3 separate regions of the Mus musculus genome follow, and all the other regions are linked to region 1. The links are chromatin loops, found by intact Hi-C in ENCODE. Cell type or tissue: heart. All regions are shown on one strand.

The links. Hi-C counts contacts between places; a loop is a spot of excess contacts. Peaks named below come from ENCODE experiments on the same cell type or tissue, not always from the same donor. Only the 100,000 strongest peaks of a DNase experiment are listed, where the experiment ranks them.
Region 2: it touches region 1 in a loop (3-fold over the local background); 7 of 42 quality-filtered maps call a loop at or near these places.
Region 3: a loop joins it to region 1, with 2.6 times the contacts of the local background. A loop is called at or near these places in 5 of 42 quality-filtered maps.

The regions. Positions count from the first base shown.
Region 1 is chr1:77,510,052-77,518,051 of GRCm38, forward strand. Epha4 (Eph receptor A4) reads right to left here and starts at 5,037. Exons shown (of 18, transcript NM_007936.3): 1 at 4,890-5,037; 2 at 1,632-1,699. The coding sequence starts at 4,980. In heart, CTCF peaks have their summits at 3,611, 4,383, 4,584 and 6,400 (motif pointing left); DNase peaks (open chromatin) are centred at 4,520, 5,100, 5,750, 6,290 and 1 weaker place; H3K4me3 peaks cover 5,064 bases; H3K27ac peaks cover 4,406 bases; H3K27me3 peaks cover 791 bases.
Region 2 is chr1:77,373,023-77,381,022 of GRCm38, forward strand. Epha4 (Eph receptor A4) reads right to left here. Exons shown (of 18, transcript NM_007936.3): 14 at 7,842-7,991; 15 at 4,392-4,585; 16 at 1,749-1,904; 17 at 1-825. The coding sequence ends at 711. Among named protein-coding and RNA genes, the nearest start is that of Mir6352, 120 kb to the right of the region's middle. In heart, no CTCF peak of the experiment used is centred here; no DNase peak of the experiment used is centred here; H3K27me3 peaks cover 189 bases.
Region 3 is chr1:77,382,618-77,390,617 of GRCm38, forward strand. It overlaps Epha4 (Eph receptor A4), which reads right to left. Exons shown (of 18, transcript NM_007936.3): 9 at 7,416-7,474; 10 at 5,856-5,969; 11 at 5,180-5,365; 12 at 906-967; 13 at 252-461. Among named protein-coding and RNA genes, the nearest start is that of Mir6352, 110 kb to the right of the region's middle. In heart, no CTCF peak of the experiment used is centred here; no DNase peak of the experiment used is centred here; H3K27me3 peaks cover 1,507 bases.

The DNA.
Region 1 (8,000 bases):
CTTGGTTTTACAGAGGCCAAGTGTGTACTTAGTGAAACAGGCTAGATTGAAAATGGTCTTAGCTGTCTCCTCTCTTCATGCTTGGGGCAGGGAGAAAGAGAAAGGAGGCTTCTACAACTCAGGCTCTCCATCCTCAGGCTCTCCATCCTCGGCTCTCCATCCTCAGCTGTGTTGGCTAGTAGTTGTCATTGTCATACACTGCAACCCAGGGAGGAAAACTCCTGGTGGAGTCTGGGAAAGCTTCCTGTGGCCCAGTGAAGGGTCCAGAGTCTAGGATCAACACTGAGTCTGACTCGGAGCAAGATAAAGCTGCATCTTTCTTCACATTCAAAGGATGAGGGCAATTGCCTGCACTCAGCACTGAATACAGCCTGTCTACACTACCAGAGGCCTGCCAATCGCTTTCCCTCTCTTAGGTTTAAAAAAAAAAATTGGTTTGGGAGACAGAATAGAATTTTTTTGTCAAAGAGCAAGCCAACAAACACAGGGCAGTCAAGTTCAGGCAAAGAGACAGGAACGCAGGGCAATCTCCATTTTATTTCTGATGAATTGCAGGGCCTGCTTTGATTTCTCAGTTTTTTTTTAATGATTATTTAATTGCCCATTCTTAGTTCTGAAACACATATTGTATAATAGTGTCTATGAATCTTTTTGATGCTTTGTTTGTTAATTCTTTCTTCAAGGGTGTGGAACACCACCCTGGGGTGCCGGCATCACAATGTTTGCCTAGCAAGACTCCTAATCTTTGCTTCTTCATTGTTTTTGATCAGTTGACTCAGTCATAAACTATCTCACATGTCAGGGTCAGATGGCTTGCTTAATATTTTCTTAAAGGATGTGAGTTATTTCAATGCGGGGCCCATCGTCAGTGATACAAGCTGTCCTGACTTCTTTCTGTAACCGATTCATTTGTGACCTGCTACTCAGGGGGAAGAAGGGAGGAGGGTGTGGCAGCCAAGCACGGAACTCTTCTGCTGGAATTGGTCATGGGGAGTTCTCCAATTTCCCTAGCTGAGATATGAAGGAGGATGCAACCCCAGTGTACTGAGACCCAGGCTCCAAATGCTTAAACTTTCAAATTGAATGCCCAGATCCTGGAGGACTCTAGATTTACAAGCCCCTGGCAGAAACCTCCTTAGCCAGCAGCTGATTTCAGATTAGGACCACAAGTTAAGGAGGCCAGCCTCCCCTCTGCTTTGGTGTGTATAATTGGAGATGTTTTCTTTCTGCTATCTTTTTTATTCTCCTTCTTCAGCTGGAAGCAGAACAATTGCTCTAAAATTAACCCCGCCAGGACTCCATGACCACCAGAGTAATAGGCATAAATTCTAATTTGGTCTCCAGATCGTATTTCTTGTCGGTATTTTAGTTTTAAATAGGCATCTAAGTCTATACTTCCACCAATCTCCTAATTTTGAAGCCCCTTTCTGCCCTTTTGGTTTCTAGCTCTTCCATGACAGAACTCTCCAAAGGGAGTATTAGATTTCTCCAACAAAGCGTAATTCACTTCATAGGCCACATCGGAAATCTGACCCCCTCACCACATCACCAAGAATCAAGCCATTAGACTCTCAGAAAGTGGCTAATCACTTTTTCCCCCCTCTTGCCTCAGAGAAGGCCTCAGAACTTACCCCTCCTTCCAGAGGGCTTGCTATCCACCCAAGCTCTCCCTGAACAGATCTGGAATCCAATAAAGTAACTGCAGAAAAAAAATATAAAAAAAAACAAAGGAAAATAGATTAATTTCCAATCGCAAAAAGCCAATAATACAAAAACCATTTGCCTGAGCGTTTCCATATGTGTTGAGGGTGCGAATAGCCAATCTGATCAAAACCGAAACTCGGGCCCACTTATGTAAATAACCACTCCTCACATGATCCTCTCCCCTCTTTAAGTCTGCAGGTTCTTATTTATTTAACTTGCTTAGCATTTAAAATTCCACCCGAGGACCCAATTGATTCAGTTTTTTCCCCCTAAAAAGGATGAATAGGGAGGTATCTCAAGCACAATTCAAACAAAACAAATCTATCAATGTAGGACAGCAACACCAGAGAGCAAAGTCTGCATTCATCTATGTCTGCTATCTACTAGATGTATTTGTTTTTGCAAGCCTCAGATGACCACATAACTCACCAGTGGTGGTGACAGACCCACAAGTGAATGCTATCGAAGGACCCGAAGGGTCAGAGAAAAGGCTCTCCCCCCTCCCCTTATGCCCCCCCTCCCCAAATAAATACAGACCCACTGTATGCACCCTCTGCTTTTTAAATATCTTGAGTTCCAGCAAGGAGGCCTGCCAGAAGGGTAAGGTTAAAATGCAAAAACGCACTGAAGCAGTCTCTTTTTTCGTAGGTCCTTTGGAGGACAAGCGAGATGAGACCTCCACCTCCAGGAAATGGCTGGTTTGAATTTTAGGTATGGAGTGCTGCCTAATGGATTTAGTATGCTTGCGCTACACCTAACATTCGGCCTCCAAGCTAGGGGGGAAGGGAGAAGACGCCTCTAGAGCTGCGGTACCCTTCTCAGGTGCCTACGACATTGAAAGAGGGGCAATGAATTCGAAACCTATCCACACTGCCTTTCCCAGCACGATCTTCAGGCTTGGGGGTCGAAAGGCCCATCTAAAAGACACCCTGTGGGTTATTAATTTGATCAGGGAGGCTGGCTCTTCAGGCTGGGGGAGGGGTGGGAATGGGAGGCCCCTGTCCTGGCGGCCCGAGTACCCCAACTCTCTGTCTCACCCCCAGGACCTGGAATTCTGCCCACCTCCTCTCATTCTATCCCTCAAATCCAGGAAGCTAAAAACCAACCCCTTTGCCCTAGCTCTCCGAAAGATCCTTATTCCTGGGGTCTATTAATTATTCTAAAATGTAGAGCCTTGCCCGGGTCGTTCCCGCCTGGAGCTGTGCTCCCTTCTCCTCCCGGACCCCAGAGAAAAGCCCGCTACATCCACTTGGATTTATGTAAGGTGGATTAGGGACACAAAGGGAACAATAAGACCCAATTTACAAAAAAAGGGAGGGAGTAGAAAGGGAGGGTAAAAGGGAGAAAAGGAAACGTGACAGGAATAAAAAGCAACAAAATGAATTAATTTTTAAGGGAAGGAGGGGCAAGGGGGTGCAGCGCCCCCCCCGCGCCCCCCCCCCGCTTTCAACATTAGCCTACGGTTCCATCGAGCGCCTTTTTTTTTTTTTTTTTTTTTGGTCTAGGGCGCCCAGTCTTGCTTCCCAAAGAAAAAAAGAGGGGAAATTAAAGGTAAAGAAAAAAAAAAAAAAAGAATCCTAACTCTAACTACCTCTAGGTCTGGGGCGAGAGAGGTCTCTGGGGACACTTAACAAGTGTGTAAAGTAAGTAGCCATAGCCAGGAGAATGCGAGGTACGCGGTTCCGCTCAGAGGAAAAGCCCCGGGAACTGCCGAGGTGCTAAATCGAAGCCACAACCCCTGGAATGTGACGGAGTAGGGGAGAGACCACTCTTCTACCCCCACTGTCCCCTCCTCCGCCCCGGCACTGCCTGTGGGCAGGTGTACGACAAGGTCCAAACCTCTGCCTGGAGAGCTCCGGGTACCCTCTGTCTAGCCAAGCCTAAGTTGGTTTTTGGCTCCCTCCTTCGGAACAGAAAAAATGATAGTGGATTGCACAGGAATAGCTAGATGGACTGATGCCTGGGGAGACGGAGGCTGGCTGGCTGGATGGATAGATAGATGGATGTACGGAGTGGGAAGAATCGATGAGACAGATGCACAGCTAATGCGCGCAGGTTGGAACACGAACACAGGCCGGAGCCCACGTTCACACACTGTGCGCACTCGCTTACCCGGCACAAAACGTCCAGGTTCCTGCAGACACCCGCGCCAGGCACACATTTGCCCTCAAACACACACACACACACACACACACACACACACACACACACACACACACACACACGAGAGGAGGGGGAGAGAGACAGACAGAGATAGAGAGACAGGGACACATAAGGACAGAAATAGACACAGAGAGTGTTCCTTTCCCCCTAGGCCCATCACAAACTAAATGGTCACCACCTCTCCCCTCACCTCGGACAGAAAAACAGACAAACAATCCTTCCAGAACGTCGCAATAGACAAACAGAAAACGGCACACGAATGGGTCCCGTCGGTCATGCCTGTCCTTCTAGACTAGTCCAGTACCCCATACTGGAGAGAGAAGCTTACAGTGGGGTATGTTTAATTCGCTGACTGGTCCCCTAGTTTTGCTGGATGAGCTAAGGATCTGGGGTAGGGGAGAGGTAGGCCTGAGATTGCAACCTCCAGGGTGCGCGGCCCGATGGAGAAAAAGGTGTCTGAGGCCCGGTGCTAGAAATCAGGTCACCGGCGCCCGACAAGCGGCGCCACCACCGCTGCGCGCTCCGGAGACCAAGCAGCCGGGTCCCGGGAAGCGCTGCGCTGGGAAAACTTTGCAAAAACCCGGGCTCGCAAGGCTTGGACAAGAGGCCGGGCGCTCTGCGCTCTACGTTTGGGTTTCCCTTCTCGCCTGTGCTGCTGATGTAGAGGACTTTGCTCACACGTTTTTTTGTTTTGTTTTCAAATCCCGGTGTATCCCCTCGGGGCGCCTTGAGCCGGCCCTGCAGGCGGATGCTGATAAACTTTGGCCTTTCGCTACAAACTTGGGCAGAGTGGCAGCTTGCATCGGTCACCCTTCTCAGTTCAGACAGCCTGATCCTCCTCAGTCCCCACTTAAGAGGATCCCCTCTGTTCGGCACTCTTCTCCGGAGTGGGAACGCGAGGCTCATGCCGCGCTCTCCACCCCCCGCCCCCCACCCTAACTGGTTCTGAGCTCCAGAAGACCATTCATCAGTGAATCACCCCCTCCGGGTCCCGGACCGCATAAGGGCTGCCGGGCTCTTACCTTCATTCGCGGGGTATACCCTAGAACCGGTGACAGCGTCGCAAATTCCAAAGAGAAACGAAAAGAGGATGAAATAGAAAATCCCAGCCATGGTTCGCCGGTGCCAACGCTGCTCCTGCCGCTTCTATCCCAGTGGAATAAATGCTTAAGTTAGGAGTGCAGCAGTCTGAAGACATTGCCAAGAGGGTGGGACCGGCCCGTGACGTACACCCGCCAGTCCAGAGCTCGTGACCAATAGCAGTGCAGAACCAGCGCCACGTCCCCACCCCCACGGTGCAGAGCCCACCCCCGAGGTCCCGCCCCCTCCAGCCTCCGCAGGGCTCAAGGTCTCCCGAGGCTGGCTTCCCAGCAGTGATGGGTCTGTGCCCCCACGAGAGGCCCCAGACCTTGTCTCGATCCTTGGGGATCGATCCCTTGGACGGCAGAGGGAACTTCGAGAGACTCCGAAAGGACGGTGGGGAAGGCCAGAAAACGTTGGCATTCCCCGCCCGGCCCCAAGTCCGGAGGTGTGCGAGGGAGAAAAGACTCCTGTTGAGATGAAATAAGTCTGAAGTTGACCTGCACCTTGGCTCTTGCCCCTTGCCGAGGTCGTCGGGTCTCTGTACTGTCCACCCCAGCTAAGGTCGGGCGCTCTCTGCTGCACGCAGCCACCCTCACTGCCAGGTTTTGTGTCTTTATGGCGTTCCTCCGTGGGAAATGCTTTGGGCTGGGGGACTTTCGTAGCTTGATAATTCCTTTCCTTCTTAGTTACCTAGCCAGGGGGACCCAGTCATCTCCCCAGCAGCAGAGCGCGGTCACTTGTCCCCAATCTTCCTAACGTTTGGAAGTGATCCCTGGCCAGGTCCGGGTGTTCACATCGACCGAGCCCACTACGGGACTATGAAGGGAGAAATCACCTCGCGACAGCCCTAGCTACCGGGAACTCACTGTGCTTTCCAGGGAGTGTCCCTGGAACCACTTCTAGCCATTCCTGGACACTTAGGTGTAGAAGGGGAAGGTTGTAAGAATGCGAGCACCTGCTGCACAGAAGGGACAGACAGAGGGTCGCAAGCTGCCTGGAGCAGCTACTGTGGCTCTGAACTCCGAAGTCTCCCCGGTACTGATGGGGACAGTCTCCCAGGGGACCAAAATGAGAGGCTCTACCCGCAGAAACTTGTCCCACAACCCCGCGTTGTTCTGGGTGCCAACCATCGACTTCCCAGGGACGCAGACACCATCCGGTCCTCCGATGCTCAGGCCACCGGGGAAGCCAATTTGAGCGCCAACCGCAGCTCAGCTAGCTACCAAGGGACCCGCCCCAGTTGAAACTGGGTGGCTGGTCCCCAGGCGTTTGAAGGGGTGGGATTCCAAAAGATCCACCTTCCGTGCTCGCCTCAAGCTGCCCCTCCTTTGGCTCCCTCCCGGGCCAGATTTTCCTCCTCCAAGTCTGGGTCTCAGCCTGAGTGGAGTTTGAGTGGAGGCACTTTGCAAACAGCAGGGGCAGAGTATCTACGTGAACCAACCGCGCCACCTGCCGGCCAGATGCGGGAGCGCGCGGACCCGGAGCAAAGCAGAACGGACAAAGACCTCAGCCAGCCAGGCAGGTTGTCCAAGCCCGGCTAGTAATTTATTTACAGATTTGGTCAGGTCCTCCCATACTACGGTACGTAAAGTCCTGTCTCAGCTTCCTCCACCTAGACTACGAAAGAAGAACTCGGAAAACGTTTCATGGAGGAACTTCACATGCAAAGGATTTCATGAGTAGCTTGTCCCCTAAAATGGGAATATGGAGTTAAAAAAATCCAAGCATCACCGCAAGGTGTGGAGCAGGTAGAAATCCGAGCGTGGCTCCAGGCGCTTTCTGGTTGTTGTCATGGAGAACGATCGCGTTTCCCGTCCAGGGCTGGAGAACTGTGCTTGCAAATTCAGACCCGGACTAATCACACCAGCAACTTTTGCAGAAGGCAAGAGTGCGCCGGTGGGCAGTAGCTGAGTCGGTTGTCCAGAGGGACAGCGGCTAAGGCTCCTGGCATTTTGACTCTGCGGTTTGGAAAAACCTATTGGAATGTCACCCACAGGGGAAGTGGATTTCCGTTATTGAAGCTACTGATTTTACATCAGTGAAGCGCGCGGGGGGGAGGGGGGATTATGCACGCAGGAATATAAGTGTGTGCATAAATTATTAAAAATAACCGCGCTAAGTCCCCTTAAGAAAAGTCTCGATTCTTTCATGTGTCTTTCTGGCTTTTACCGAAAATAAATAGATAAAGATCTAGGATCCTATAGTTTGGCACACAGATTGAGAAAGGAAAAGAGCAACCCGGATTCTTGGGAAACATTTTTAAACAATAGGTGCCACTTGTGTCTGGGCAAGCGAGTGAGTACTGTGTATTTTCTATAGTTGAAATAGAAAACTAGCTGCCCATCTCGCTGAAAGCAGCAACATTTCGAAAGCACGCATCCCATCCCATGCGCACACTGAATATTAATCATCTTTTCTGGCTACAGATGCCTGAAAAAGCAGAGCTGAAGCAAGGATACAAACAGTCTTCCCTTGCCTACCTTCCCTTTGCTTCACTTCTCAGGCCTCACCGCAGCCCAGCTTTGAGGAGAACCAAGAAACTAAAGGCTAAGTGAGGGAAAGCCTGTCTTGTAGCCTCCTCAGTGAGATCACTGGGCATCTGTCCAGTGACCCCCAAAGAGAACACTCTCCTGGCCACTGGGATGACATCTAGGCCGAGCAAATACAGTTCTTTTTTGTTTGTTTGTCTGGTTTTGGTTTTGGTGTTTTGAGACAGGGTTTATCTGTGTAGCTCTGGCTGTCCTGGGACTCACTTTGTAGACCAGGCTGGCCTCGAACTCAGAAACCCGCCAGCCTCTGCCACCCGAGTGCTGGGATTAAAGGCATGCGCCACCACGCCCAGCGCAAATACAATTCTTTAGTGCAGAAATGAAAACATAGCGCTGGCCCTGGTGACCATCAATGCAGAACTGCTCTGTGCATTGTATACTCTAAGACCCTGGGGGTTTCTAGTGTTCCCCTCTTTATAACAAGCCAGTGGAGTCACATAAACACAAGATAGCGTTAGAGTTGCAGCTACCACCCAAACCACTTGGCGCTAAAATAAAATA
Region 2 (8,000 bases), 140 kb before region 1:
GCATTCTCAAAGAAGACTTTATATGGCACAGCCTCAGCCCCAAAGAGACCTCATTTGTCCAGTTAGGGTTAATAGGTCTTGGGAGTTCGCATGTTTTAAAAATCCATTTTCTTTTCTTTCTAACCCCCCCTATGTCATAAAAATCCACCAGGTGTCCTGGCCATTGAAGAGGCAGCATGAATGGGCCAAGTGGCTTTCACCTGGATTTTCTTCTGTGGTATAAACCGAGCCCTGAAAGCCACCATTGAGTCCTTTAACAGTGCTCCTGGGCACAGCAGGTCTTCTTTCTGGTAAGGAGTGATGACTGTTATTAATGCCACAGATGAAATCCTTCCCTTGAAATTCCAGACAGAGAAAGGATTAGGGTGACTTGAAAAGCCTCTGACGGGAAATACAGCATCGAAACTCAGAGGCAGAGTTTTATTTATATAAGTACATGTATTTTACACACCAGCGATGGACAGAGTTCTTCTGAGAAATTACTGGCTCCAGGTTTAATTCTGATGATCAAGGTCATTCATTATAAGCCCCATGGTTTCAGCAATCTCTTACACCAAGCAACGCTGCAGATATTTTTGTTTTTGTTTTTTGTTTGTTTGTTTTCCTTTAATTTCAGAGGGCGAAGACAAAGTAAAAAAAGTGCAGTTCTTCAATTAAAGTGCATGGATGAGGTAAACTATTCGAGAGTTTTGAGTCTATTCGGTACTGGCTCAGACAGGAACCATCCTGCCATGCATCTGCTGCATCTGGGTTCGCATCGCCTGGACGCTGCTCAAAATCTTATTCTGGTGCGTGATGGCGGTGATGCCAATTCTCGCCAGGTCGCTGCAGGTGGGGCCGAGAGAAGGGGAGAGAAAGTCATGAGGGGTACGGAGAACCTCCTCCTCAAGGTTTCATGCAGACACACATTTGAATCTGCCACAATTAGTACAGTACAAGGCAGGTGTATACATGTCTCATTCAGACATCCAATACAACAATGCAGGTACTATATAAAGGTCGTGTAAAATTATACTCAACCAAAATGAGAGGCATTCCATGTAGTGGGTTTGGCCTAATGTTGTTTGTATTGTAATGTTAATTTGGGTCCCCCCCCCGTCCCCCCCCCCCCCCCCCGCCCAAATTGTTTACAGGAGAGAGCCCACACATATGCACATAACACACTGAGGGAACCCGCCCCCAGTTGGTTCTGATTGGCTAATAAAGATACGGGCAGCCAATGGCTGGACAGGGCAGAGGCTGAGGTATTTAGGATTCCTGGGCTTGGGACTGGAGGGGATTGAGAAAGAGATCCGCCTCCCTGAGAGAGAGTGGCCCAGAGCACCACCCAGTTGAGCACCCTCTGGGCCCAGAACAGCCAAGATAAAACACAAAATTTAGTAAGTTGTAACTCAGAATTATCAGTGAGAGGTAGATTCTCTCAGTAGTGGAGGTCAGGCAATAGCCCAGCTATTATGCTGATTAGGACATATCAAAATCTAAAGGCTATCTATGTGTCTGTCTTTCATTCAGGAATGTTAAACATTGAGGCTGGTGGTGAACCCGCCGCCGAGATTTATTTATTAATTTTTAATACAACAATTCCAGGTTTCTTCTCTCTCTCTCTCTCTCTCTCTCTCTCTCTCTCTCTCTCTCTCTCTCTCTCTCTCTCTTTAATGAGTAGGGAATGAGTATGAAGCTCAAAGCACAACAGGCAAATACTATGAAATCTCGATTTACCCTTTGGTGTTACATCGCTGAGTACTTACTCCTGGCTCATGTGAACCACGGCTTCTAGTGTCGTGTACCCGGCGGCCGTGAAGTTGTCCTTATACCGGTCCATTTTGATGGCCTGCAGCCAGTCGCCCACTGATACTACAGCAGAGAATTCAGGGGAGCTGGGATCTAACAAGGCTGTGTTTGGTCTGAAAAGAGAATGAGAATCAGACAGGCCAGGGTAACAGAGGGCCAAACTTTTAAATGGAATAGATGTCATTCAAAATTAACACGTGCTTTTCTTTTCTTTTTTTCTTTTTTTTTTTCTTTTTTTTTTTTTTTTTTTGGTCTTCACAGCCCTCACTTTAGGTGTGCAACTCAGGGAACTGAGACTCATAGCAGGTCCCTGATCATCCTAACTTGGTAGAGAATGAGGGAGGTAGAGAAAGCCTGTGCTTGTACAGTCTTTGGAGAAAGAATCCATTTTCCATCAGGATTGTATACCACAGACATTAGTTCAGCAACCATGGACAACTCAGTGAATCAAAGGGAGAAGACTTGGGAGCTTGCTAGCTGACAGGCGTGATGGAAGCTGAGCGAGCAGAGAGAGTTCCGGTCCAGCATGCTCTAAGCTAGGTGTGCGAGACATGCTCTGTGTGCCTCCCCACAAAGCCAGGACAGGGGGAGGCAATCCATTCCTGAAGCAACCTAGGCCCAACTAGCACATGCAAAGACCAGGGGGTGGAAAAATGGCACTGTGATTGCTCTATGGATTTGGGTATAAGCTCCTCAAATTCCTCTGCTAACTATTCCAATAAAGTCAAAGCACTTCTTAACTTTGTTATTAATTTGTTCATTCTTAAGCCAGGAATTTACTGTCAGATCAATAGTGACTGGTCTCAGGCATTCTGCCTTTCCTCATGATGGAGCTCCATGAAGAATCTCCCATCCATCAAAGTCTTTAGGAGACTTAAGAGTCGTCATTACCTCTCTACTGAATGGCCACAGGCTAGCCCTTCAAAGAGACATTTTATAACATATCTATTGTAATTTCCTGCACAGAAAAAAGGTGCTCTTAAGTTTCCCTTTCCCCTTAAAACCATAGAAATTCTGTGTCTGATTTTAACATTTTAGCCTAAATCTATGATTGTGCACAGTTAGGTTGGAATAATGTCTTCAAATTAGGACAAAAAATTTTTTTTCTTATGAAAAAAAAAAAAAACAGAAGAAAGTTATTGTGATGTCTTGATTTGTTTTTTTTATACAGAATCAATCCAATCCTTGAAAAGCTTTCATGTTTGATCTAAATTATTTTCATTTGTATTATCTTCCTTTTACATGAATACTTTGACAAAAACTAATTTTACAGCAATCAGTTTTGTGTTTCAATAACTTGTCTCTCTGACCTTCCTCTTGTATCTGTCAGTTCAGTTGTCTCTGAGTGAGATTCAGCAACTGTTTACAAGGTCGAATTCTCCTAATTTTGAGTTAATAACATTACCACATAGAATTTTATATCTGTCATTAAGTGGGGGGGGGGGGAGAGGTAGCACCACAGCATTTGTTGTTAAACAAAAGTCAAATCATTTATTAGTAATTTCAGCCTAGGCATGTCATGAACAGGGTTCCAACTGACTGACAAGGTCAGAAAACCTCAAGGTGAAAATATCTCCCCTGGGTGTCAGTTAGTCACTGCCTGGCTTGTTCTGAAGTCTCCGTTCTCTTTGGAGAATAGCACAGTTGCCTAATTTTGTGCTAAGTCATGTCCCGTATTCTATTATATCCTATTATCATCAATAATGACAGGCATTATTTAAGTACTATTATCAAGAAAAAGTTCAAAACTGAAAAAAATATATGCTGTGACTCAACCTGTTCTATTCCTTGGTACAAGACAGGCATTATGCAGTACTAGTGGCAGAAGAGCTTTTCATATCGATCTAAATGCTAAGAAAAGTGCCAAATACCAAAAGAAAGAAAGAAAGAGAGAAAGAAAGAAAGAAAGAAAGAAAGAAAAAAAGAAAAAAGGAAAAAGAAAAAAAATAAAAAGACCTTAAAAATATCTCTGCCCTGCTTCTCCCCACAAAAGGACACAGATGAAGGCAAGAAAGTAGGGAACATTCACCCTGGGAACTGAAAAAAAAAAACTGTTAGACCTGGAAAGAAGGCTTGGGGGCCATTTTAATCTTTCCAAGAATAGGGCAAAAAGATAGCCTCCACATGTTAGAAGATGTCCTTCTTCAAATAATAAAGTTATCCACGGTCCCAGCTAAGATGTAGAGTTTAGCCACATTTAGTGTTATTCCAGAGATTGATGCTCACTCAAAGCAAGCCCAAGTCTTATCATTTTTGACATAACAGTCTAAACAACAGGCCTTTCTACCCTGATCTACACCAGATGAGTCTTGTGTCTAGGTGTTGTCCTGAATCTGTTGACAGGAAATCCTATTCTTTTAAGGAAACTTCCTGGTGAATCATGGCTCTGGGACCTTTCCTTTTTTTTTTTTTTTCTTTTTTTTTTTTTTATTTCACAGACCAATCAGCTTCTTCAGGCTCAGAGTAATTGAAGAAGTTACCCAGGTTGCAGAGCTCAGAGGTAGCCTGTGACTTTGCAAAGCAGGAATCAGGATGCACTGCTCTTGCCTGTCACAAATGATGCGGTCCCTCATACATCATTACTAGTAACCATGACAAACCTGGAACTCTCCGACCCTGTCCTCTTCAGGCTGTTGGGATTGCGGATGAGTTTGTCCAGCATGTTGACGATCTGCCCAAATTTAGGCCTGTCACTTCTCTCTTTCTGCCAGCAGTCCAGCATTAACTGATGGAGGGCAATGGGGCAGTCCATTGGAGGGGGTAGCCGGTACCCTTCCTCGATGGCTTTGATCACCTAGAGAAGACAAAAGGACACTGTGGTGAGCTGCCAGCAGGCTAAGCGTGGGCACAGCTCCAACTCCTTTACAGAAGCCAAAGCTAGGTATTGCTGGCAACGGGGGAGAAAAGCCAGCTGTTAAATGGAAGTGATGCCAATCTCAAACTCGAACGAAAGATGCATTGATATTCCAAAGTGATTAGGACCCAATTAGATCACAGCATGGTGTCGGAGCTTTGGTGACAGCCCTCCAACATCACAGGGTCCTGTCTGCACTCCACCATTCAGCTTCGGCACATCTACACACTCCAGTGAAAGCCACCAGTGCCAGGCATCCTTGAGGAAGTAATTCCAAATTGGAAGTCCCTAGGCATCATTTCAGCCCTGTGTAACCTCACTCAGTAGCTACTGTATCAGCATCAGTGCCTAGTCATTTTCTCTATAGGAGATCTGCACTCTTATGCATCAACTGGGTCTGTCTTGGCCACAGTCCTCTGCTGATGAACTCTATTCAAAGTGCTAATAAGTCAATTCTTGAAAATATATTCGAATCCATTCATATTATAAGGCAGATCCTGTGCATTAAAGGAAATTTCAGTGGTAGGTGTCTATTGTCTTATTGTTCAAGGCCATTTGGTGTCGTTTGTCTTCCTGCTTAATTAGATACAGGAACCATTCTTCTCTTCTAATTTAGTCCTTCTCATGTGTCTTCACAGACAGGACATTGGTTCTCTTCCAGTCTCCACCCACATCCCTCTTGTTTTCTGAGATAGGATCTAACAACGTAGTTCAGTTTGCTGGCCTCCCAATGGACATCTTCCTGCCTCAGCCACCATGCTTGGCTCATACTACCTTCACACTGACTTTTTCTATAATCCCCTCCCCACTGGGACCCGAATCCAGTATAGGTGATTTGGCAGGAAAGACTCCGGCCAACTTTAGGAGGGGGAACTCTTCACACAGAGTCTCAGGCATAATAAGCCTTGTTAATGAGCAGCCTCAGATATTGGAAGCAGTTTTGTTTGATACCTTAAGCCTTTTTATTTGTCATTTTCTTTTTCTTTGCCCCTCCCCAAATGATCGCTGCCCAGAATTCAAAGTACTGCGGCCATCCCATAACCACACTGGATCTGTCCCTCAAGGGGCTATTGACTGTTGAGAAAACTGGCCAGGGCAGAAAACAGTCAGTTCGAGTAGATCTCGATTCTAGGCATAAATTTGACGGCTGTCTTTTCAGCCAGCACATGGCTTCAGTCTAGCAATCATCATTTGATGGAGGACCACCTCCCCAAGTATTTTTCAATATTTTACTGTATCCGAATTATGTGCTTCTCCTTCTAAAAGAGATGTTTCTGCTCTACCTCCTGTAAGGTCTTTGTATTTAATTTTAATTTTGGCAAGCACATTAGGTCAGTTTGAGCCTCTTATTCCTTTTATCTTTCCAAATGCATGGTATTGACTTTGGAGTTGATGAAAGCATTCTCCGTTGATGAGGATGCAGAGAGCACTGGGCTGATGCCTGGAGAACTCACACTGGTGAGCATGCGCTCTCTGCGCTCTCCCAGGCTCCTTACCCACGCATGGCCAGCTGGAAAGATGGCTTTTAGGTTAACAAAGCATGTTTTTCAGCTCACTGCTGAATCTCTTGGGTGGGGAAACCATTTCTTTCTTTAAAAAAAAAATTACTAAGTTTTGTGTGTTTTCCCTGGTTCTGTCATTGTATTTGTCATTGCCCAGTGATGTCATTTACATTTCCTAATGATTCCCCAAATCCAGACAGACAATATATAAATGATATTATCAGTATTATTTGTGAGCAAGAAACGGCCACAAAGCCACCCAAATGCAAAGTATTGCTCTACAGAAATAAAGAAACTGTCAAAATTATGAAGTCTGAGAATAGGTAGGGCAGCAGTGTTGTTCACTTTCATAGACACACATTTATCTGGGACTCTCAATTGAAATAAAGGAAGGTTAATGACAAACAACTCATTATGTGAAGTCAAGCTCACCGTGCTCTGAGGGACTGAATCCAAACACTATTGAAAGAGAATTCTTGAAGACATCTATAAGCGATAATCCCTTTACACAATGGACTCCACAGCATTCACCCCACACACCACCCAGTCTTTATCCATCTTGTATTGACCCATCATTCTAGCTGTCATCTTCCATCCTGTCCACTTTGGATCCTCTTTTATGAATGGTAGATGCACAATGCCAGTGCTACAACTCTTTTTTAAAACTGGGTAGGCACAGCAGCTAAATCCCCGCTCGGCCACTTACATGTGAACACAAGGCCTCCCGATTGGTGTGATCCACCTTCTGCTTGTTGGAACTTGTGGTTCTAGTCAAGTCATTTGGCCCTTTAACTGTGTGGGGTTTGTAATTTCCTATTGTGTTAGGGAGATGAGGCCAATGCACAGACACCGTTCCACGTCAGAATCAAGTTTTACAAGAAAAGCTTTCCAAAATATACTTTTAAGGGCTCAGCTTGCTCAGTTTACAGCAGAGCATGACACCCTCAAAGCATCATTTTCATTGATAAGTTAAATATAACATTGTAAACTCTCTTCTATAATGTCCTACCATGAGTAAATAGTAGTAGAGTTTGGAAGTTATGGGGACTGGGGGTCACTTCATTTCTAATCCTAAAAATTTTTACCAGAATTAACTAAGTCATGTTGTAGGAAATCCCTGATCTGGGCCTCACTGTGTTGTGCATTTGTTTTTCCCTTCCTCACTGGAGATGTCTGTAATTAAATTCTATTAGCCTGGAATCTTATTAGTGTCATTATTGAATGCGTCTCTGAAATTGCATGCATCGTAGATACTCCCTCTCGAACTAGTCCAGATGGTACATTTAAAGGGATGTGCAGAATTTACAAAGGGTCATTTAGTGAAGCTTTATTTAAGAGTCCTTGAGGGCCAAGGTCTAATTACAACTATAGCAGTTTTAAAATATTCACTAGGTTTCTTTCAACAAAAAACTTTTGTGTCGATTTTACCACATGTGAAATAGGTTTCCTTACAAACTTCACATTGTTTATTTATCTATAAATTCATGAATGTACTTCTTCCCCTACACGAAACATTGGAAATAATTTAATTTTGGTCTTGAAACCAAGTCACTGATGGGTTATAATGTGGAGTGAGGTTATTAGGTATATTTACTTATATTTAAAACATTGACTTTAATGTATTATTTCAAACCCAATGCTTACTTAACCATAGGGTAATATACAACTTCCTGAAGCTCAGGGTAAAAACTCACATCTTGATTGGACATATCCCAGTACGGTCTCTCTCCATATGACATCACTTCCCACATAACGATTCCGTAGCTCCAGACATCACTGGCTGAGGTAAATTTACGATACGCAATTGCTTCTGGCGCAGTCCACCGGATAGGAATCTTGCCACCCTGTGAAAC
Region 3 (8,000 bases), 130 kb before region 1:
GGAAAGAGAATTCATTTTGCTTGTAATTTGTGACTCTATAAAATGGTCACCCATTAGAGTTGGCTTCAAATCCTCTTTTTTTTTTTTTAAGTCATGCTTTTAAAAAAAATGAATGCAGAAATATGGAGAGGGCCTGAAGGACAAGTAAACTTAAAAAAAAAAAATTAGGAAGAGTTCCAAGCTCAAGATGACAAGAGAAGATCAGTTTCATGAGAGTGCATGCCATGCCAGAGGTGGCAAACGGTCCTTACCCTGGTAGTGTAGGCTGCTTCGGGGTCATCCTCCAGCACCCTGGACATGCCAAAGTCAGACACCTTGCAGACCAAGTTGCTGTTTACCAGGATGTTCCTGGCAGCCAGGTCTCGATGCACATAGCTCATATCAGATAAGTACTTCATCCCCGAGCCAATGCCCCGGAGCATGCCCACCAGCTGAATGACTGTAAAGCGGCCATCATTCTTCTGCAGAGGAAGAGAGTGGGAACGGTCCCATTAACATCAGGGCAAATCAATTACCACCAAGCAGTTATTCCTAGACTCTTTTTGAATATCTGTATCCGGCGAGCAATGAAACTCAGCATTATTTCCGGGCCTTTCTGAGCAAAGTCACTAATCCAACGAGTAAGAGTGTACTCAAGGAGCTGGGTTGGCTTCCTGTGATAGATGGAAATTGTCCAAGTGCAATGAATTCATGGCACAAAGAGCCCTCCGGTGTGAGAATAAATCAAATTCTACCTTCATTGCCCATGGATTATTCAATAGCCTTAAGAATCACACCAGATTCCATGTCTCTTCCTGAATCCTACTGAACAAATCTCACGAACGCAATGGAACAGAGCGTATACAAGGAATCTGCTAGTGACTGGCTACTAGTATTCCCTGGCTTCATAGAAAGTAGACACATACCCTGAGGAAAGCATCCAAGGAGCCGTTCTCCATGTACTCCGTTATGATCATTACCGGTTTACCTAGAGTTTCCAAGAGAAAAACAAAAACTCTCCGTGAGCAGTGCCGTTAATGAGATAAAAATGGGCCGCGCGGAATTTTACTGCCAAGACACCTGTCTTGTGCGATCTAATTTAATTAAAACAAGCCAAGCTTCTGCCTCAGCTGTGGGGAGCAACGAATGAAATATTCAAAGGACACATAGGCTTACATTCCATCTGGAAGGTTTAACCCTTCGGATGGCTTGTTGACAGGGCCCTTAACAAAAGTGGCCTCTGGTATCCAGGGATCACATGAATGGATAATTGCTCTCTTAAACAACGGGGGAGGGGGGAGATGATAAATGGGTAGGCCTGTTGAAAAGCCGGGGGGGGGGTTAGAATAATTCATTGATTTTTATCCCCAGAAGAGCATCTCAAGTGATGCTAAATTCTGTGGACAGAGAAAGCTGCTTCTTTAGAGAAAGTCAAGTTTTGTAGTGCTGCAGTTATACTGAATACTTCATTATTCATGAAACCTGAAGCACACACCATATAGGATCCTGCTCCCTTCTCTCGCTCTTGTCCTGGGCTCTGTGATTTCCCGTACTTTCTCACATCACACATCTGTTCTATGTGCTTCCTTTAACAACTTATCTTATAAGACAAACAAATCCTTTTTGGAGAGTTAGTTTGTTTCCATTCCCCCCCCCCTCTGGAGACAATATGAAGTTGGAGCGATAGGGAGGTGTGGAGGAGGGGACAGAATATGAGAAAATATATTGTATATATTTTAATAAATAAGTAAAATCTTAAAACTAAATAAAGTTATTTGTGAAGACAAATAACTTCATCTGAGACAGGAGCTTGAATCCATTGTTTGAGCAAAAGAGTCGGGAGGTCTATCGGGACTTGTGGGAAAAATCAGCGTCTTCCTTTTGCTTCAGCTCTTCTGTGGAACCTTCGGAAATAACCTTTCTTTAATTTCTTACAGGCAACGAATTAAATTAGGATCTGAAATTTTCTTTTCAAGAGGTACTGTTACAGGGTGGGAAAGGGGGAGTTAGCAAGCGTCGTAACCCTGCTTTTTTTGTGTCACTAAGAGAAAGTGTGGAGGGGAGAGTACAGAGCTACAGATCCCCTTGATGAAAGCAACCCCTAAGCGGATGAAAATAGTTACTTTTATTGTTCTTGCTGATTGGACTTCGTGATTTAGTCATAAAATAGGCGAGGGCTATCTTACTGCTGAAAAGCACCTTTTATTTGGAAATCAGTACATTCCCAACCCAAAGATGGAGTGCAGAAGGGAGAGGCGCTTCAGAGGCAAGAATTTAGAAGTTTTAATTTCAATGAAGTTCAATTTATTCTTGGCTGACTCTCTCTCTCTCTCTCTCTCTGTGTGTGTGTGTGTGTGTGTGTGTGTGTGTGTGTGTGTGTCAAGCACTTTAAACTAGAGAATGACGCCATTCAGACTTCCAGCGAGGAACAGAAGTCAGAACTACACAAGGCCACTAAGAATGGCTCTGGCCTTGCTGAAAGGGGTCCTCCGGTGCTCCCTTCTCGCCTTGCTCAGTTCCATCCACGTAGGAAGGGCCCCATTCTCAGCACATTTGCCCTCCCCAAGTCCTGGGCCTCAACAAAACCACCTGCGTGAATCTTAGTCATCCTGCCTCCATCAAAAGATACTTTGTCAACTAATGAGGAAAAGTCTGCTCTCTCGGCCAAGCGCTAACACCTAATTCCATTTTACCTGTTCCCTCTGGAGCTTTCCAGAAGAGAAGATCCAAGAGTGGGGAAAGGGAAAAATTTATGGTGTCCCCCCCCCCCAACACTTCGCACCCCTCCCCCTCCCTTCCCTGGAATCTAGATAGTTTCTCCAGGGAGCTGGTTGGTCATGAGACAACACGCTTTGATGGGACCCTTTCACCCTCACAGCTCCCTAGCCTGTCTCCTCCCATTCTATTCAAGTTTCCTGTATTCTCTAGTCTGTTGTACCCCACAAGCTCCTTCTTCGGAGTTGGAGAGGACAGAAGAAAAACAAGGGATGTCTTAGGGGTGCTGTGAGAAAGGGTAAATATCACTGGGTTATTCTTGCCTAGCTCTACAAAGGTAAGAACAATCCGTCAGGAGTGGGTTTGGGATGGAGATGGCTGCTTCCCTCCAAGAGGCAGGGATTCCGAGGGGAGGGGACAGAAGGGGAGGAGACCCCAACAACTTCTCTGGTGGAAATTTTTAAATCATTTTAATTCAGTGACAACTGCATTATGCAAATGAACCCAGTCGTTTGTAACAGTTACAGCTGTAATAGCTACGGGTTTTTAAAGGCGCGGTGGGACTTTAACACAAAGATCCCCTGTTTCTTCTCTCTTCCGCAGAGGTGCTAGGAAAATCACTGTCTGCTGCAGGAAAAACACGGGGAGTAGAACAGAGCCCCCTTTTCTAGAAAAGGGACCTGCAGAAGTATTTAAAGGGAATGTTATCTTTTAATTAAAGTAGTGAAGGGCTTGGGCAGCTTCGAAGGCCACAGGCAACAGAAAAATATCCTGTCTGTAAAACCAATCTTAAAAAGCAAATAGAACTATTCTATGCTAATTATAACCTTCACCTGAGGTAGAAATTATATGTCCTTAGCATCAAATTTCCCTTTTTGAAGAATTCTCAATGTGAGGAGAGATGCACTCCTTCAGACATAATAACACCCGTTAACACTTAAAGAGGTGTGTGTGTGTGTGTATAATTTGCCATTGTGCAATACAAACTACTTTAAATATTTTATTTCCTTCCCTAAATATCTTTGCAAGGCAAGCTTTATTTATCTCCATTTTTATAGATGAGAACAGTAAAACAAAAGACTGACCAACCCATCAAAGCCACCACCAGCTTCTGATAACAGCTGTCAGCAAACACTTCATCATAAGGTCAGTTACTCTCCAAATGGATCAGGGACCCATGTTAGCCTCCCCTTTACTGAGTCCTTCATAGGAAGGAAAACCCAGGTGGCTCTCCCCATCCCCACCCAACATTCAAACTGCTTTTAGAGGAGACCCAGGGAACTTTTAAAAGCTAAGAGAACACATCTACTTAAAACTATTTCCTTAGAATACAGGGGAGGGCATGTATGCCACAAGGAACTTGTCCTAAAGTCAAAGGACAATCTTTAGGAGTAAAGTTCTCTCCTTCCAGCCAAGCAGGTTCCTAAGACTGAACTCAGGCCATCAAGCTTGGCAGCAAGCACATTTACATGCTGAGGCATCTTGCTGCCCCCCACCCCACCCCCAAGCATTATTAGAAGATTCCAATGGAGGCGTATTTGTTTAAAGTAACCTTCTGGTTTCTTCATCCTAAAGATCGGATACTTTTAGCTCCCTACAAATGTAACCCATTCCCCCCCTCCCTGTGTCTCATCAACTGAAGCAGCCATCCTGACCCTCAGCACTTGTTGATTGACAAGCTTTTCACAGACACCTTAAATCAAGTAAGAGCCGCCTTGGCTTCATTGAAGACAGAGCCCCAGGCTTACAAGGTCCTTGACTTGTACAAACTGTCGTTAGGTACCAGGGTTCCTGGACCAGAGCCACCTTAAACACACCCTGCTTCAGTGCCCCATCCATGTGGCGTTTTATAAGTCTTAGCCAGCCTTACAGATGTACACAGGGGTTGCTTCACAAAACGAGTCTGTTGAGCTGTGTCGTATTTTTTAACTGAAGCGTGGTTCACAAGCTCAGTGAATGCTAATGGACTAAAAAAGGAAGGTTCAACCAGGTGTTACTGTAAATAGGTGCTGAATGGCAACAGCCATAAATCAGGCAGAGCAGACAAGCGAATCCCTCAATATAATAAAGATTCCCAAGTTTCCCTCGCTGCATCTGGAACCCAAGCTTCCAATACAAGGTGTGGCGAGCTTTTGTTTTGCTTTATATAAAACTGATTTTGTTTACCATCTGCTCGTGCCCACCCTGTGACAATCAGTTTGGTCTAGCAAAGATCTGAAAGATGGTATGGTGTACCCAAAACTCTGCAATATTAATTTCCCCCAAATTTCACAGAAGTTGCCTTGGAGACAGGGCATCAGCTGCAGTCATAGACCCATTTAGAGCTGACTGAAAGATTAATGACTTGTCCTGCACTGATTTCCTCTTATTAGTAATCAGTAGGCCTGTCCCATCTGTCATTTCCCTAGAAAGAAAATGTGTATTTAATCTCCCTGTTAACTCTCAACTTAGCTTCCTGGAGGGGGGAGTGGGGGGGCACACGTACATTTGGTGACAACGCCTTCCAGGTGGATTATGTTTGGGTGGTCAAACTGTCCCATGATGCTGGCCTCACTCAGGAAGTCTCTCCTCTGCTTGTCAGTATAGCCAGCTTTCAGAGTCTTGATGGCCACACAGATCTCTCTCTTGCCGGGCACTTTGAGACGCCCACTGCAGACCTCTCCAAATTCACCTGTGGGAGAAGGGTTCGAGATGCATCAGGAATGCATTGAGGACAAGATAACCTTCATCGTATGCTTATTATAGGACAGGTGCCTAGCTAGGGCACCACAGTGACGATTTCATTTAGTCCTTCCCAAAGCCTAGTAGAAGGCTGTTCTTAGAGGCTCCATTTTATCACAGGAAACTCAAGCTTACGGTAAAGCTCACCAAAGTCTCCCAGCTTTCGAGAATTAGAGCATTCTGAATCTACCTAGTCTGGCTACAGATCTCACGTGCTCCTTTATTTTATCCCCATTTTTCCTGAGATTAAAATACACATTTGCACCAAAGTTCCTTACAGAACATTGCATTTATACTCTGATTAAGGAAATCTCCGTGAATACTATTTATGCATATAGACGTACGTGCAATACACTCGTACATGTGAATGTAATTGTTTAATTTACATATACGTTTTACATTTACAAAGGAAGCTATCAGATGCACACTCAGACACTTACCAACTCCTATGACCTTTTCAATTTTAATGCAGGATGCATCGATTTCTTTGGCAAATTCTCGAACTGCCTGGTTGGGGTCTTCGTATGTAAAGGGATCCACATAAGTTCTAACACCTAAGAAATGAACATGGGGTATAAAGTGACTGGATAAAGGCAACATGAATAAACCTAAAGGGTCGAGCTCTTAAAAAAAAATCCCTTTGCATAGCAAAAGCTGGGTTAACTCTATGGCCGTTGACATATGAAAATGTTTAAATGCTTGCTCTGTTTTTCATTAGTGGGTAAACAAAGAATTTGCTAGCTGCTCAAGACACCGCAGCTCTACTGACTTCCTGGAATGTCCTCACACTTCAAGGATAAGAGTTTAAAAACAACTTGTCCCTGGAGGAAAAGCGAATCTCTTATCAAAAAATTTGGAATGAGTTGACAGGCTCCTTTCTCCCAACCAGTGGCTTCTAGCTTCATTGTCCTAACATAAAGTCATACATTCCATAGCCATCGTTTCAAATGCTGTCCCTCATCAAAGACAATAAATAGGCACTCTCAGTTCCCACAGGCCCTGTCTACAGGGTGTCACATCTCCCCCATAGCTAGACCAACTAAGTACATGATCAGTAAGGAACAGACTTAGATTAAACCTAGATTGATAATGCATGGGAGGAATACTGGCCACTGGTTGATTTGAGAATAAAGACTCCACCTCCACTTGCATTCTGTTTTACAGAGCAGGTTCAGCTGGAGGTAGAGCTTCAGTCTAGCTGAATGTTGCAGATACTATGGGTACAATTCAGTCACACATCACACCCACAGACAAGTTGGAAATGTGAGCTCTGAGGCAGCTGATGACATACACTGAGAGCTTCCTTTGGCATTTGCACTGGGGACTTGAGGATGCGCAATGCCAGCTGACCAAATCTCCGTGATTGCCCAAATGTGTCCATCTTTTTCCCTTTCTTCTCCTCAGTCATTATGAAGAAACTGAGTAGGCTACAGTTCTCTCACATGACACTATCTTGTCATCTCAGAAAGTCCCGTGCGAACCACTGCTAGGTCATCTGGTTTTCTTTAAGTGTTTGGAACTTCTTAAATCAATGTCTTTGGTCAGAGCCTATTTGTAAGCTCACCATCTAGAATTCACTAGCAAATTCTTGATGGCTGTCATCCCAGCAACACAGACTACCATCACATAACCTGTTCTTTTACCATCCCACCCCTCCCCCAGTTTTTCATTCATGAGAATAAACTATTAACCCGGCACGTCTTGCTGCCCAGCTCCAGACGTGAAGCAGCTAAAGGAACACTTTTCCACAGCAGAAGAGGAAATGTGCAGACTCTATAGAACTTCCTGCCTTTAACCTCACGTTGCACAGTTTGGAATCACCAATTGCACCTTGACAGCCTTGACGAATGTTATTTGGATAAGGAATGCATTATATAAATATTCACAGGCATATTAACCAACACTTCTAAATTAGATAACACAAAGCATGCTCTAAAAATGAAATTACTTTTGGAATCAATTGGTTTTTTTTTTTTGTTTTTTGTTTTTTGTTTTAATACCTTGATTCAAATGTTTCTCTTCATCTGCTTCTTGTTTCGCTTTGCTGTACTTACTCCGTCTATTAAAATTTAAAAAGAAAAGGAAAATGATTTCCAATACAACATCTGTAATGAAAAATTATTCCCGGCCACAACACAAGTTGGGTGGATAGGCAGTGCACATGTTACACATAGGGAAACTGAGGCTTAGAGAAAGGTAAAATAATAAAGATAATAATGTAATCTCTGTTGAGTCGGGGTGAAGAGCTGAAGCCATCAGAGCCCAGAATCTCTGATTGCTTATTTTTCCCACCTTCCTTCCTTCCTTCCTTCCTTCCTTCCTTCCTTCCTTCCTTCCTTCCTCCCTCCCTCCCTCTCTCTCTCTTTCTTTTTCTCTTTTTTTCCTTCTTCCTTGTATATAAGAGCACTTGTGTGGGCCTGTACACATGGCTGTGGCATTCAGAGGACAATTTTGGACAGTTGATCCCCTCATTCTACCTTCATATGGCTTTTAGAGATTAAACTCAAGTGCTTTTTCATTCTGAGCCATCTTGCTGGCCCTGTACACACATTCTTAATTAAAGTGAGTTTCATTAGTGAGATGGC